2 separate regions of the Homo sapiens genome follow, and region 2 is linked to region 1. The links are chromatin loops, found by intact Hi-C in ENCODE. Cell type or tissue: B cell. All regions are shown on one strand.

Region 1 (8,000 bases):
CCAAAGTGCTGGGATTACAGGCGTGAGCCACCACGCCCGGCCTCCATTTTTCATTTTCTTAATGATGTTTTTTGATGAATAGAAGTTTCCAGTTTTGATGAATTTTATTTCATCGACTTTATTGATTTATTTTTAAAATTTTTACACTTATTTATTTATTTAATAGACATGGGTTCTCACTGTGTTGCCCAGGCTAGAGTGCAGTGACTGTTCACAGGGGCTATCATTGTGCACTACGACCTCAATTTCCTGGGCTCAAGCGATCCTCCCACCTCAAGCCTCCTGAGTAGCTGGAACTACAGGTGGGTGCCTGTTTAACTTTTTTTTTTTTTCATTTTGGTTACTCTTTCCTGTTTTTGAAATCTTTGCGTACCTTACATTCATTAACATATCCTCTTTCTAGAAGCTTTACTTTCCCTGTCATACTTAGGTGTATGGTCCATTATGAATTCATTTTTGTGTTTGGTGTGAGGCAAAGGTCTAGATTTAGTTTTTTTCCTAATTGGTCCAGCACCTTTTATTGAAAAGTTATATCATAAATTTGTAAATGCATTTCTGTCTATTCACCTCGTTTTAACCACTATCTCCAAAAAGCAGAAAATAGCTGCACTAATGGAAAACCAGTTCACCAGATTTACTTATTCTGTTTTTTTTTTAGACGGAGTCTCCCTCTGCCGTCCAGGCTGGAGTGCAATGGCATGATCTCGGCTTACTGCAACCTCCTGCCTCAGCCTCCTGAGTAGCTGGGACTACAGGTGTGCACCACCATGTCTGGCTATTTTTTTTTTTTTTAAGACAGTGTCTGGCTCTGTCGCCCAGGCTGGAGTGCAATGGCGTGATCTCGGCTCATTGCAACCTCCACCTCCCCGGTCCAAGCAATACTCTTTCCTCAGCCTCCTGAGTAGCTGGGACTACGGGCAGCCACCACCACGCCACCACGACCAGCTGATTTTTATATTTTTAATAGAGACGGGGTTTGACCATGTTGGCCAGGATGGTCTCGCTCTCTTGCCCTCGTGATCCCCGCACCTTGGCCTCCCAAAGTGCTGGGATTACAGGCATGAGCCACCGCACGCGGCCTATTTTTTGTATTTTTAGTAGAGATGGAGTTTCACCATGTTGGCCAGGGTGGTCTTAAACTCCTGACCTCAAGTGATCCGCCCACCTCAGCCTCCCAAAGTGCTGGGATTACAAGTGTGAGCCACCACACAAGGCCTACTTGTTCTTTTTAACTAATTATAACATTTACAGCAACTCATATGTTGAAGCGGTTTTAACAGCTTTAAAAGGTTTCTGTGGGATTATCATTGACCTGTTTTTACTTTGTCTTAGTGATAGCTTTGTAGGAAAGATTAATTTTTCCTTAGCCCAGCAGAGAGAGGTGAGACTGATGGACATAAAAAGAAAATACTCAAGAAAATATATTAATCAATAGTGTATTTTATTATTAGAATACATCCATAAGAATCCTTTATATTTATGCCTACACTCTTCATGAATCTCTTCTTGTGGACATATTTATTTACTTATACATTTCTTAATTCAACATATATTTATTGAATACATTTTTGAATATGGCAATATACATTCATATTTGTTATTATTATTATTATTACGAGATGGAGTTTCACTCTGTTGCCCAGGCTGGAGTGCAGTGGCGCCATCTCAGCTCACTGCAACCTCTGCCTCACAGGTTCAAGGGATTCTCGCGCCTCAGCTTGGGAATACAGGGGTCCGCCACCACGCCCATCTATTTTTTTGTATTTTTAATAGAGACAGGGTTTCACCATGTTGGCCAGGGTGGTCTTGAACTCCTGACCTCAGGCAATCCGCCTGCCTCGGCGTCCCAAAGTGCTGGGATTATAGGCATGAGCCACCGTGCCCAGCCTCATATGTATAATTTTTAGTTAAATTAATAAATTAATATTTATGGTTTTCATCATTATGACTTTGTAATATTTTTCACAGCTGAGCTCCATGGTATACCATAATTACCTTCTTTGACAACCTTTTGTTCTTCCTGGGATTAATAATTGCCTCCTGTTCTTTGCTTACTTTTCTAAATATTTATTCCTAATTCAAAACCAGCTTTCTGACACTATTTTCTCGTCAAATGCATGAGGCAGTATGTCAGTTCCATTTTCCCCCATTGGAAACAACCCTCGTTTAGCCCTCTTTTTTCTATTCCACCGTAGACTGATTGCCTTCTAGCCTGGTAGCTCAGCAGTTGCCCCGGAGTTTTTTCCTTTACCTTTCTTCTGTGTTAGGTCCCCAGTCACCGGATTTCATATTTCCTTTTTCTTAGTTTAATTCCCTAGTTAGTGGACAATTCTCCAGAAGCTTTCTGAGAAAAGGTACTTGGGAGATAATGTTCTGCAAATGTCCATTCACATTTGATTGATAGTTTGGCTGGGTTCAGAAATCTAGTTGTGGAAACTATTTTCCTTTATTGAAATGATTTAGAAGGCATTGCCTCATTGTCTTTCAGCTTTTGGTGTTGGTGCTGCTGTGGAGAAAAAAAGATGACATTCTAATTCATAATCCTTTCTGTGCAATCTTTTAGTTTTGTTTTCCTTCTGGAAACATTTAGGATATTCACTTTATTCATCTGATATTTCACAATGACAAGCTTTATTGTGGGGCTTTGCCACACCCTATGCAGGGTAGTTGGTGGGCCTTTTAAATCTGGAGACTTAAGGTCTTTGGTTCTGAAAAATAATCTTATATTACATCTTTATCTCCTTTATTCCACTTTCTCCTCTTTTCCTAGAATCCCTGTTAGTTTGTTGGCATATCTTCTATTATACACCATTTTATTTTCTTATCAATTCTTTGCTATTTTCCATCATTCACCCCAAACTTTCCAGATTTCTACAACCTTATTTTGAAATTTTAGGCCAGGCGCAGTGGCTCACAACTGTAATCCCAGCACTTTGGGAGGCTGAGGCGGGCGGATCACCTGAGGTTGGGAGTTCGAGACCAGTCAGACCAACATGGAGAAACCCTGTCTTAACTAAAAACATAAAATTAGCCGGGCGTGGTGGCGCATGCCTGTAATCCCAGCTACTCTGGAGGCAGAAGAATCTCTTGAACCTGGAAGGCAGAGGTTGTGGTGAGCCGAGATTGCATCATTGCACTCCAGCCTGGGCAACAAGCGCCAAACCCCGTCTCAAGAAAAAAAAAAAAGAAATTTTTAAAAATCCAGCCATCATAATATTATTAATAATTTTAAGAACTCCCCTCCTTTTTGTTTCATGAGTGCAGTATCTTCTCTTACTTTCCCGAGGATTAATTATAATTTTTAAAAAATCCAACTTCCTGCATTGTATTTGTTTCCTCTTAGGTTCTTCCTGCCCCCTTCTGTTTGTATTCGTCCTTGTCTTATTGTAGAAATATTTTCACAACCACCTGATTATCCTTGGTTGTCGTACATATTTTAAGTAAGGCACTAAACACCTGATTCTGGAAGCTCTGTGGACCTGCTCCAAGCCTGTAGACTGCAGAGTCTTTGGGGATTCTATGGAGACCCAGCCATTTCTTTGGGAGATCCTCAAATACCAGTGTTTGTCGTTGTTTTAATTTTTATTTTTTCCTTGTAAATTGACTTGGATATCTCATCTGTCTTTCTTTATCTCTGGAAAACTTTATCCCAGTTTCCCTTGACATACTCCTTCAACCTCCTGGGAGAGGTAGGGGGAGGGGAGATGAGCCTGTTTGACTAGTTCTGGGAATGTGGTGAGGGAAGAGATCTGGGGATTTCGGCTCAGTGCTGACACTTCCTTCATGCTACTCTGGTTTAGCACCCCTGCACTTCACCCTCTTTCAACTCCTGACCAAGTCAACTCCTGTTACTCACATCGACAGTCATTTTTCATGTTCAAGACCCCTGAACCGCTCTCATCCCCCACTCTCCGCTAACTCTCCTGCTTCGCTTCAGGTCTACATTGCCTCGCTCATTTCTTCCCTGCTGAGCTCTTTGATTAGTTTGCTAAGCAGCATCTCGGGAACAGCCCCCGTGCTATGTGTTCTTTCTTGTCATGGATATGTGTTTTTTCTTGTCATGCTATGTGTTCTTTCTTGTTCAAGGCAGAGTCGCGGCTGGGTTGTTAGGATGCTCGCGCCCCTGTACCCGGGGCGTGCAGGGAAGTGTAAGAAGGGGGCGAAGGGCGAGAAACGCTGAATTCTAGCCTGAATTGGTAGGAGAGCCTCGCAAGCTGAGTCACGGTTCCTGATTCCATTTAAATAGAACGTTTTGTTCACTTGTAGGAATTTCCTTTTCCATTTCTTTCATTAAATCGCGAACGTAGTAATGACTTAACGCTGGTTACGCATTCATTACAATCGAAGATTATATTAATTTGCGATGGTAAGTGTCCCAGGTGTCAGGATGGCCGAGTGGTCTAAGGCGCCAGACTCAAGCTTGGCTTCCTCGTGTTGAGGATTCTGGTCTCCAATGGAGGCGTGGGTTCGAATCCCACTTCTGACACAACTATCTTATTCTCCTTTTACTCTACTTTCTCAGCCATTTCTGTGTTTTCATTCTTTCTACCTCAACTTTTTTTATTCTAACTAAAATGATACACTCTCAATGAGGTCTGCCCCCTTGCTTTTCAGTCTTGTTCGCTGTTTAGTAGTGAATCACGTTTTGCCCCGCTTTGGTCAGTTCGTTAAAAGGCGCATTCATTTACCACATGAGCACTCACCCAGAGGCGTACTGGGAGGAAACTAGACTAGGTAGGAATAGAAAGACATGTATACAGACTCCATCATTACATACTGGCCCTGAGCTCATAGGTTATTGGGACCGCAGATTACATGTTTTTCCTCACGGCCAGAAACCATCAAAAATAAAAGTGATGAAACTGAAATTGAAAGCAGCAAGGTTCACGCTCAAGGTTATCGGAAACAAGGCAAAAGGAGAGAAATGAAAGGTTCCACCGAGATTTGAACTCGGATCGCTGGATTCAGAGTCCAGAGTGCTAACCATTACACCATGGAACCCTACTTAACAAAAAATGGATACTCGATCCACCTGGGGTCTCTCTTGTCTTCTACTTACTAATTGATTTAAAGTAATTTTGCAGGGGCAGTTTTTTTGTTTTGGATGGCCAAACGCAGGGATGGGAGGGGTAGGGCTCACACACTGTTTCCACCGCGCCTTTCTCCCAGATTTCTTTCCATCCTTCGGGGCAGGGCAGTATACTGATCTGGGAATATGGTTATTCCTGGAGATTTTTATTTTCTTTCGTTTCCAGCCCACGAAAAGGTGAATTGAATTTTAGTCTCACGGTTTGAAAGGGAGAAAAGAGAGAAAAGAAAAAATATACTATCTACTTTCTACAGTCTTATTTATTCATTGTACGATACCTACAGATGCCTCTAGAACAACCTCCGAGTATCTTGGCACTGCCCCTCAGTTGTAACCATGGGCTTAAATTTTTAAAATCTGTCTCCCGCATTCCTCCAAAATGCCTTAAGTGCAGGGCTGAGTCTCAGTAGTCTTTGATAGCCCACGGTCTGCTACTTTGTAGAAGCTCAACCAATGCTTGTTGCATGAATGCATAAATGAAAGGATGAGTGAATGAATGAATGAATGAATGAATGAATACTCAGTGGGACAGCCCAGCTTAGACTTTTGGGAGACTTTAGACTTCTTTTTTGCCTTCACTTGCTAGGCTAAATTTTACAAGTTCAAAAGGGAATAATTATTTCTCCTCCTCCTCCTATCTTCTTTTGCCTTTCCAGGTCCCAGCTCCCAGGTGGACATCTTAGCGTCCAGATGACCCAACATATAGGTGTCCTTTAGTATGGATGACCAAACTAGGATGTTATAGTGCTGGATGTAGTAATTCATTTTTTCAAATCTTAACTTTATTAAGATAACATGGTTATTTATCTAGTAATTGTGAGAACAACATATAACAAATAGACCACATATATACGTAGCGTGTCTGGAAGAAATACTCAGATATAAATTACTACTTTAGTCAATCTTAATATTAATTATTTGTCAACTATGCTTAATGTGCCTCTCTAGTCTCTCAAGACTAAATTGCTAAGGAACCCTGGAATCATTTGCTGGCATTCATCCTTTCAAGCAAGGTGCCTGTTACAAAATATCTGCTCAATTAGTATGTATTGGATACATCTTTTGGAAGGTGAGGAAGGAAGCAGTGAAATTAGAAGACTTCTGCCTAGGCGACTGTAAAGTGCTCCTAAGCATCTACCCACCTCCCTGCACACAAAAACTCTCCATTCTATCTCCTCGAGTCTCCTAGCCTTAAAAGATGGTCTAAACTACCCCAGATCCAGGTAAATAACGGATCAAGTCCTTCTTCCCTAAAACAGGTGTTATTCTTTCTATTCTATGAGCCTCCACCTTATTTCTTAAAAAAAAAAAAGAAAAAAATGTTTACTGTTTAAGAAGATAACAGAATCTCAAAAGCTAACTCTTCAACTGTGTTCAACTAAGGACCTTAAACTGCTCTCTGAGGATAGGTGAAGCGGGAAAGGCTCTAGGTGTCTGGTGACTGTTTCTTTTGTTGGTTCGTTTGTTTTTTCAGCCTTAGCACATTTATCCCTTGGAGAAGACAATGGAAAATAGGGCAGATGAGCGTGCGTGGCTTATTTATTCTTGAGTCTGGAGTTAAGAAGGTTGTACTTTTTCCTTAGGATTGCCCTTGGTTGGTTCACAAATTTCGCAAAGTGAATGAAAACACATGAAGGCCACTGAAGGGAATAACTAGGGGACGAGATGTCTGAGCCCCTAAATCGAGAAACATTTGGGCACCGTTTGTGGGACTGTACATATGGGTGTTATCTGTGGCCCCTAGGAAAACAGAAGAGGAACCTGTCTCACTTAGGAAGCTGTGAGAACTGCCCACACAAGGCTTGAAAATGGAACTTTACTGGGTCAGAATGACGAGGGGGAAAAAAAAAATACCTCACACTGGCAGCGGTGGGATTCGAACCCACGCCCCCGAAGAGACTGGAGCCTTAATCCAGCGCCTTAGACCGCTCGGCCACGCTACCACCCACAGGGTGCGTCGCCGCTTTCAGTTTCACCCAAGTGACTGTCGCCCCTTTCCAGTCCTTTCATTCCCATTCCCACATCACCATAAGCCCTTCCCTCAGGCCCCTTCTTCAGCATTCCTTGCTTCTCAGCATAGCCCGAGAACCCCCGATCCCTGACACTTTGCTTCTTCTCAGCTCCCAGATGGATCCTGGACAGGATGCTGCAGGTGGTGCAGGAGGGGAATCCTGCCCCATTTATCATCAACACAGTAAAAAGGGGTCGAAGAGACCGAGAGCGCCAGAGGACGCCATGGGCTCCACATCCACTTGGATTCCAGGGAGTAAGCCTCTCGACTTCAGGAGTAAGCAAGGCCAACCGTTTGGTTTGAGCCTGTTGCTTCTAAGAAAAGCGAGGAAAAATCCTGAGACCTCCTCCCCTCGCCCTTCATCCACTTCAGGGGACCGAGTGTCTCCACGGAACTTCACAAGGGAGGAAAAGAGTGAACTCATTATTATTTGTCTTGTCTTCGTTTCAGAGGCGGTACATCTACGAAAGCCCTAATCATAGAGGGAAAGACTCCTCGTTCCTGGCCCAGAAATGAGATGAGAAATCCAGGGCCCCGTACAGGAAGGCCTTTCGCAAAGTCCAGACTCAATTGCCTTCGCAGCCCTTAAAGTTTCCTTAGGAAGGTCTGTGGGAGAACGAGGTTGGTTTAGGAATTGGCCCCTGCCTTGTACTACGTAGTTTTGTCATCCAAAGTGTTTTAGAAGTGAATTGAATCATAGTTACGCCTTATTTTGAAACACTGTAATTCAGAGAACGTAAAACCTTATTAAAATGCCTCATAATCATCTTGGTAGAGCCGTTGGTTAAGCGGGAGAGACAGTTGCCTCCTTAGCGCAGTAGGCAGCGCGTCAGTCTCATAATCTGAAGGTCCTGAGTTCGAACCTCAGAGGGGGCAAGGCGTCTGTTTTGCCATTTTACT
Region 2 (8,000 bases), 1.3 Mb before region 1:
AATCCCAGCACTTTGGAAGCCCGAGGTGGGCAGATCAACCGAGGTTGGGAGTTCGAGACTAGCCTGACCAACATGGAGAAACCCCAAAATTAGCCAGGCGTGGTGGCGCATGCCTGTAATCCTAGCTACTCAGGAGGCTGAGGCAGGAGAATCGCTTGAACCCGGGAGGCGGAGGTTGCGGCGAGCCGAGATGGCGCCGTTGCACTCCAGCCTGGGCAACAAGAACCAAACTCCCGTCTCAAAAAAAAAATTAGAAAAGCCATTAGTGGTCTATTGTAAAAAAGTTTTTGAGTGCCATCTGTATTCCAGTTGCGTTCAGGGTTTTTTTTTTGTCTGTTTTTTTGAAACGGGGTCTCTCTGTCGCCCAACCTGGAGTGCAGTGGCGCCATCTCGTCACACTGCAAGCTTCGCCTCCCGGGTTCAAGCGATTCTCCTGCCTCAATCTCCGGAGTGGCTGGGATTATAGGGGCCTGCCACCAAGCCCGGCTAACTGTTGTATTTTTAGTAGAGGCGGGGTTTTGCCATATTGGCTAGGGTGGTCTGGAACTCCTGACCTCAGGTGATCCGCAAGCCTCGGCCTCCCAAAGTGCTGGGATTAAAGGCGACAGCCACCTCGCCCGGCCAAAAGGGCCTATTTCTAAAGCTGTTGAATCTGCATCACTTGCTCTCGAACGGTAGGACAAAGGAGCAAACCTCAGCTATGCTAGGCTACCTAGCCTTACAATAGGACAAATATTGTGTCTTAAAGTTATCATGAATTAGGAATGCTTGCCATGAAACTGTTGGCATTTCCCGCTTCTCGCCTAATGTACCTCCTGTTTTCTAGCAAGGCTTTTAAAAGCCTGAGTATTACAGCATTTATTGGGTGTAAATTCAGTTGCACCGGGTGAAATTACAAAATGTGTAAGGTACAGAAATCAAGGCCCCGCTGGGATTCGAACCCAGGATCTCCTGTTTACTAGACAGGCGCTTTAACCAGCTAAGCCACGGAGCCACAGCCGAGAAAGCCCTCGATCGTATACTACTTGAAAACTATTTCACACTTCCGTAATTTGCAACAATCCCAGCAACTAGTTTGTTAGGTGACTTCACAACAAAAATAGACATTCAGGTCTCAGTGAAAACCAAATAATTTTATTTTGAAAGGATTAATTCATAGGCTGGATTGAAATGACTATTTCCCCTTGAAAAGTTGTCCCGGCCCGGCGCGGTGGCTCACACCTGTAATCCGAGCATTTTGGGAGGCTGAGGCGGGCGGATCACCTGAGGTCAGGAGTTCCAGAACAGACTGGCCAACATGGCGAAACCCCGTCTCTACTAAAAGTACAAAAATTTGCCGGCGTGGTGGCGGGCGCCTGTAATCCCAGCTACTCAGGAGGCTGAGGCAAGAGAATCGCTTGAACCTGGGAGGTGGAGGTTGCAGTGAGCCGAGATCATGCCACTGCACTCCCACTCCAGGCTGGGCGACAAGAGCGAGACTCTGTCTAAAAAAAAAAAAAAAAAGAAAGAAAAAGAAAAAAATAAAAGAAAAGAAAAGTTGTTCCAACATGGATACCGCTAGACTCACTATAGGCTCTGGTGGCCAGGTAGGGACTTTTGCTGAACCTCAAAGGAAAAATGAATTGACTCTTTATTAACCGTCATTTTGTTTTAACCACACCTGTTCTCTTCTCTGTTAGTGTGGAGAAGCAGGGGTTATTGGTGGAAGATTAGCACATGTCTGACACGTGGTTGCTGTAGGAAAAGAACTATGAGGATATGTGGTGCATCTATCAGATCCCCCCCTCCTATCGCTTCTCGGCCGTTTGGCTAAGATCAAGTGTAGATTCACCACCCGGGCCCCCCACGCCCAGGTGGTGGCACTCATTCCTCAACTACAGGAATATTAACTACTGATGGCTCATGTCTGGGTCCGACTCTGGAACCTACCTTCAGTGGAAGGGAAGTCACTTGCTCCAAGTCACACCCCACCACTGGAGCAGCTCAAATCCCATGACTGTTGATGGAGGAATATATAGGTCTGCCCTTCCCGCCTCCCCACTATAATTAAGGACATTTGTGAAGGACCATTCCAGATTTATATACACCTGTGAGATGGGCTGGACGTATGTTGCGCCTGTATTGAATTCAGCTTCTGTCTTTTCTCAGTCCTGCTCACCTCACCCTCTCACAGATGCTGATTTTGAGAGCGTCCCCAATGAACTTCCCGCACACAAATCGCCATCTCAGTGTCTGTTTCCTAGGGAACTGACCGATGACAAAAAGCAAGTGACTGATGCCTACGGTGGTCTCTTGAGGTCAAAGTAAGTCTAAATGTGGCCCAGTCTTTCAGGAATCATTTACCATAACAAGTGTCCTAGTAAAACAACAATGATAATAATAATCTGTGCCACAAACTTTGAGCATTTTCACTACAGAACAAAACAAACGAAGACATCTACTAGTTGATTAAAAAGATGTACAGGCCGGGCACGGTGGCTCACGCCTGTAATCGCGGCACTTTGGGAGGCCGAGGCGGGCGGATCACTTGAGATCAGGAGTTCAAGACCAGCCTGGCCAACATGAAACACTGTCTCTACTAAAAATACAAAAATTAGCCTGGCGTGGCGGCTCGCACTTGTAATCCTAGCTACTCGGGAGGCTGAGGAACGAAAATCGCTTGACCCGGGAGGCGGAGTTTGCAGTGAGCCAAGATCACACCACTGCAATCTAGCCTGGGCAACAGAGCGACACTCTGTCAAAAAATAAATTAATTAAATAAACAAAAATAAAATAGGGCCGGGCACGGTGGCTCACGCCTGTAATCCCAGCACTTTGGGAGGCCGAGAAGGGTGGATCACGAGGTCAGGAAATCGAAACCATCCTGACAAACACGGTGAAACCCAGTCTGTACTAAAAATACAAAAAATTAGCCGGGCATGGTGGCGGGCGCCTGTAGTCCCAGCTACTCCGGAGGCTGAGGCAGGAGAATGGCGTGAACCTGGGAGGCGGAGCTTGCAGTGGGCCAAGATCGCACCACCGCACTTCAGCCTGGGCGACAGAGCGAGACTCCGTCTCAAAAAAAAAAAAAAAAAAAAAAAAAAAAGTGCAACTTTAGTGAAAGGAGCTGAAGGACACGAAAATGTGATTTATTATTTATGATGTTAAACTAATTTTAATTTTTCATATTCAAAGAGTTGAAATGTAAAGTTAGAAAATAAATGGCAAATTTGTCTAGTCAAAGGATATGATTCTCATTTCTAAGGCGAAGACATGAATATAAAGCATTAAACACATATACTAATAGTGCATATCCAAGATAAGACTTTACAATTTATATATATAAATAAGTGTATGCATATACGTCTAAATAGAGGGGGAGGGCATAAGGAGGGCATTTAAAATGTACATAGGCCAATTAACTTTTGAAAATATTACTACCCTTAACTAACAGAAACAGTCGTGGTAGGAAGAGGGGGAAAGTAGAAACTTGTCAAAAAACAGACAGTAAATCATGAATTAGCTGCTCCAGTGGCCCCTTCCTGGGTTGTCACCTGCCAGCAAGAGCATCAGGCTCCGTCTGGAAGCGGGGCACCTCTCAGGGGCAAATGTTTCACGCCTGCTTCCTCTGAGTTGTCGAATCCGGGCCTCGCCTCCTCCTCCCTTTTCAGATCATAGGATTTCTCTCCCCCGCAAATAATGGCCCTTACTTCGTAAACACGCTGGCTCCGTAATCCCTATTATTGTTTTGGGGGTTTGGTTCTGTCCAGGGAGGAGGTGAGGGCAGATGCTCAAGAGAGGCTGTCCCCACCGTCCTTTTGTCTCAGCGAACCGCAGTCCGCGCCCGAGCGCCACTAGCTGTCCTGGGACGGGAACTGCAGCGGCAAGTGTGTGACTTTCTTGAGCCCGGAGCCACAGGCCTGGGAAGCGCCGCTGAGACTTCAGGGTCGTAGTGACAGAGGAACCACCCGAGGCTAGGCGGGGAGAGGGTGCAGTTTCCGGATCCCGAAGGCTTCGAGAAGAGCCGACCTGTCTGGAAGGGTCTCCAAGAACAGAGAGGACTCTGCAACCATCACTCGGGAGCCGCGTCCTTTCATCCTTGAGACAGCTCCGTGGTCCAACGGTTCCCCGATCCGCTGGCCGAGATCTCAAGCTTGGATGCAACTTCGGATTCGCCCCAGGCAGGAGGAAGGAAGCCCCGATTGGAAACGTTGACTTGAATCTTCTCGGATCAGAATTAGCAGGTTAAGAAAAACTGTTTCCCCGTAAGAAGCAGGGTTCTTTGGTGTTCAATGTGGAGCTCCGCCACTCCCAGCCCGGGTGAAGGAAAACTGGGAAACAGAATGAATGTGATTATCTATTCGAAGATAAATTTCCACAAAGCATGCCGTTTGATAGTAGCTTATAATGTGGAAGTAAGGCATCCTGTCATCCGGCCGGTTAGCTCAGTTGGTTAGAGCGTGGTGCTAATAACGCCAAGGTCGCGGGTTCGATCCCCGTACTGGCCAAGTATTCTCTGTGGCTTTTATCACCAGAATGGATAGTAACCCAGACATCGATCTAAACGTGTACCTGTGTGTTTCTCCAGGCTTAACTTTGCCCCGAGAAAACGGATCTGTGAATTTGGTGCGCCCTCGCTTACTCGACAGCGGTTAATTTGAACGGGGACGTTTCTTTCCGCTGCCTCCAAGGCATACCCACATCCTACCCGTAAAACAAAGGGGCTATAGGCACCTTACAGTGACAGAGGTACGTTACGGTTGGAGGCTTTTGTGATTTTTGTCCTCCTCTGCCCCGGGGAAATTTTCTTGGAGTAAAATACTGAATTATTTGATTACTTCCAAAAAAAAAAAAAAAAACGCATGTAAAACCACCCACCGTTTGTATCACTCATGCTGGGTCATTCCGTTTTCTTCATTTCAGTCTAAGAGAAAACAAGATTATAAAGTGAGAAAGAAAAATTTTCAAAAACTTCAACGATAACAATGACAAAGATCTTTGTTTTATATACTCTGAACGCTTATTCCAATGTGAACAGGATACATACCTTTAAAAATATTTTTCTAATTTAAGAGTTTTTTAAAAAATAAATAACACCTTATTATTATACAAAGAAACATTTTAAAGACAATTTAAAAAGATATAGTAAAAAGTTCTCTTTTCTTTCTTTCTTTTTTTTTTTTTTTTTTTTTTTTTTTTTTTTGAGACAGAGTCTTGCTCTGTAGCCCAGGCTGGAGTGCAGTGGGCCGATCTTGGCTCACTGCAGCCCCTGTCTCCCAGGTTCAAGCTATTCTCCTGCCTCAGCCTCCCGAGTAGCTGGGATTATAGGCGTGCAGCACCATGTCTGGCTAATTTTTGTATTTTTAGTAGAGACGGGGTTTCGCCATGTTGGCCAGACTGGTCTCGAACTCCTAAGCTCAGGCGATCCACCCACCTCGGCCTCACAAAGTGCTGGGATTACAGGCGTGAGCCACGCTGCCTGGCCTTTCCTTCCATTTTTATTCTTCATCAGCTCAATTCTCACCACCACCTACTATAGGTAAACTCTGTCCTTAATTTCTCATATATCCCTACTGGGTTTCTTTATTTAAATACTGCATTTATATTGATTATTTTTTCTTCTTTTTCACACAAAAGAGAGCTTAGTTATTTACTCGTTGTTCTGCATTTACACTTTTTCTTAATGTATCTTAGATGTTTTAAATTGCACTTTTCAACTTTGTACACTGTTAAAAGCAGAGCTTATTTGGGAGGCCTAGGCGGGTGGATCACGAGGTCAGGAGATAAAGACCATCCAGCCAACATGGTGAAACCCTGTCTCTACTAAAAATACAAAAATTAACCGGGTGTGGCAGCACGCGCCTGTAGTCCCAGCTACTCGGGAGGCTGAGGCAGGAGAATTGCTTGAACCAGGGAGGCCGAGGCTCCAGTGAGCCAAGATCATGCCACTGCATTCCAGCCTAGGCGACAGAGCGAGACTCCATCTGAAAAAAAAAAAAAATCAGCTTATTTTCAAATGAGTTGATCCTACTAGCCAGGAATTGAATATAGATACTTCTTGTCCACTGTACAAAGTACAGGCTTTTTCATCGTAGGAAAGAGGGTGGTGAAGACGATACCCTTAATTTTCTCTTATAAGGTGAACAAAGCACTTTCTTTCCTAGACCATATGATCATCAAAGAGGTTTGAATATGGGCTCCCAAGCTGTACAATAATCAAAGGAAATTATATATAATTTCAACAAACATTTATTGATCTCTCACTCTTCGGTGTGGCAATCCGCTGTCTCTAGTGAAAAGATATGAAGGAAATAATGTTAAGTAACAAACTAGAGTACAAAAATATGTGTGTGCATGAATATTATATATGTATATATGTGTGTGTGTGCATATGTGTGTGTGTGTGTGTGTGTATATATATATATAGATATAGATATAGATTTTTTTTAGACACTGTAGCTCTATTGCCCAGGCTGGAGTGCAGTGGCATGATCTTGGCCAACTGCAACTGTGCCCAGCTGAAAGCCACTCCATCTTGGATGGTAACCCACCATATTGACTTCTGATTAACCCCAGTTCTGGGAATGCCTCTAAGATTTCTACTTTGAGGTACAATAAATCCTGCAATTAGGTGAAAACAACCTTGGTGTTATTGTAACCACATACTTACCATACACAAATCCTGCCCTTAGGCTAGGCGCGGTATGTCATGCCTATAATCCCAACACTTTGGGAGGCCGAGGTGGGCAGATTACTTGAGGTCCAGAGTTTGAGACCTGCCTGGCCAACATGGTGAAATGCCATCTCTACCAAAAACACAAAAATTAGTTGGGCATGGTGGGGCGTGCCTATAGTCCCAGCTACTCCAGAGGCTGAGGAAAGAGAATCGCTTGACCTGGGAGGCAGAGGTTGCAGTGAGCCAAGATCTGGCCATTCCAGCCTGGGCGACAGAAGGAGACCGTCTCAAAAGAAAAGAAAAAAAAAAATCCTGCCCTTAGGCAAATTCCCTGTGGTTCATAAGCCCTGGGTTTGGCTGGTGACAATGTGGGGATCCATCATCTTGTCTTGCTACCACTCAAGACATGGCTTCTGTTATTAAATGTTTCTTTCTGAGAAACTGAATTTGTCAGCCTCTTTCTTTGGCCTCTCAGCTTCCTCAGCCTTTAGGAGTAGACTTGTATAGACCTGCTCACGGTGGAATAAGACTGAAAGCAAACGACATCAGATTCTAACAGCTTTCAGAGGTAATGGTGGTGGGCAAGAGAAAGATACTCTTTCTGCATCAGACGTCTCATCAGCAACCTCGAATGAATGTTAGGAGAAAACAAAATAATGCCTCAAAATCTGGAGGAAAAATGTTTTAATACAGAATTCTATAGCTATGTGTAACATCAAATGTGAAGTTGGAATAAAGACATTTATAAACCTATCATGACTCAAAAAGCTGACCTACATTTTAAGACGCAAACTGAATATATATACTACAGGGAAAATAGGGGGGAAGACAGAGAAAGACATGGAACTCAGGAAATGATGAATCTGATCTAGGAGCTCAAAAATGAAAAACACAGGATGACAGCTATTCAAGAAACCTAGAATGCAACTAATCCATACGGGAGCAGGAAGCTAAAGGACTCAGAGAAGATTTACCAGATTTACCAGACAGGAGGGGATCATGCAGAATAGATTTAATTGAGAACTTGGTAAGTGTTAAGGATGTTGCATTAGAATGTATCATTCAGCTGCGAAATAAAAAATAAAAATGGGAAAAAGGAAGAATAATCCAATTGGCTTAGGACAGAAATACATCTCACGTGACAGGAACTACAGAGGTACTCTGACTCTTTCTCTGTGATTGGCACTGTTCTACCACATCTGGTGTTGGTATTACCCTTAAGCTGTCTAATCTTACAACTATAGTTAATACTGCTGCCACAAGCAGCAAAGTGGTTTTTCCCCATGCATTGAAGGAAAGTCATAACCCCTCCTCCCAATTATGAAAATATTATTATGCCAATTTA

What was found. Hi-C counts contacts between places; a loop is a spot of excess contacts. Peaks named below come from ENCODE experiments on the same cell type or tissue, not always from the same donor. Only the 100,000 strongest peaks of a DNase experiment are listed, where the experiment ranks them.
Region 2: a loop joins it to region 1, with 7 times the contacts of the local background. A loop is called at or near these places in 3 of 110 quality-filtered maps.

Annotation. Positions count from the first base shown.
Region 1 is chr6:28,936,672-28,944,671 of GRCh38, forward strand. It overlaps TRL-CAA1-2 (tRNA-Leu (anticodon CAA) 1-2), which reads left to right and starts at 4,382; the gene lies at 4,382-4,486. TRQ-CTG1-3 (tRNA-Gln (anticodon CTG) 1-3) reads right to left here and starts at 5,001; the gene lies at 4,930-5,001. TRL-AAG2-2 (tRNA-Leu (anticodon AAG) 2-2) reads right to left here and starts at 7,032; the gene lies at 6,951-7,032. It overlaps LINC01556 (long intergenic non-protein coding RNA 1556), which reads left to right and starts at 7,113. Exons shown (of 1, transcript NR_103538.1): 1 at 7,113-7,867. It also overlaps TRM-CAT3-1. RefSeq lists enhancers at 3,587-4,156, 4,728-5,297. In B cell, a CTCF peak has its summit at 3,335 (motif pointing left); DNase peaks (open chromatin) are centred at 4,410, 4,900, 7,150, 7,880 and 1 weaker place; H3K4me3 peaks cover 4,235 bases; H3K27ac peaks cover 2,725 bases; H3K27me3 peaks cover 391 bases.
Region 2 is chr6:27,683,775-27,691,774 of GRCh38, forward strand. It overlaps TRT-AGT2-2 (tRNA-Thr (anticodon AGT) 2-2), which reads right to left and starts at 994; the gene lies at 921-994. TRI-AAT2-1 (tRNA-Ile (anticodon AAT) 2-1) reads left to right here and starts at 4,414; the gene lies at 4,414-4,487. RefSeq lists silencers at 877-1,016, 4,381-4,660, a cis regulatory region at 3,500-4,888 and an enhancer at 4,141-4,220. In B cell, a CTCF peak has its summit at 3,854; DNase peaks (open chromatin) are centred at 977, 1,773, 3,857 and 4,487; H3K4me3 peaks cover 1,492 bases; H3K27ac peaks cover 1,050 bases.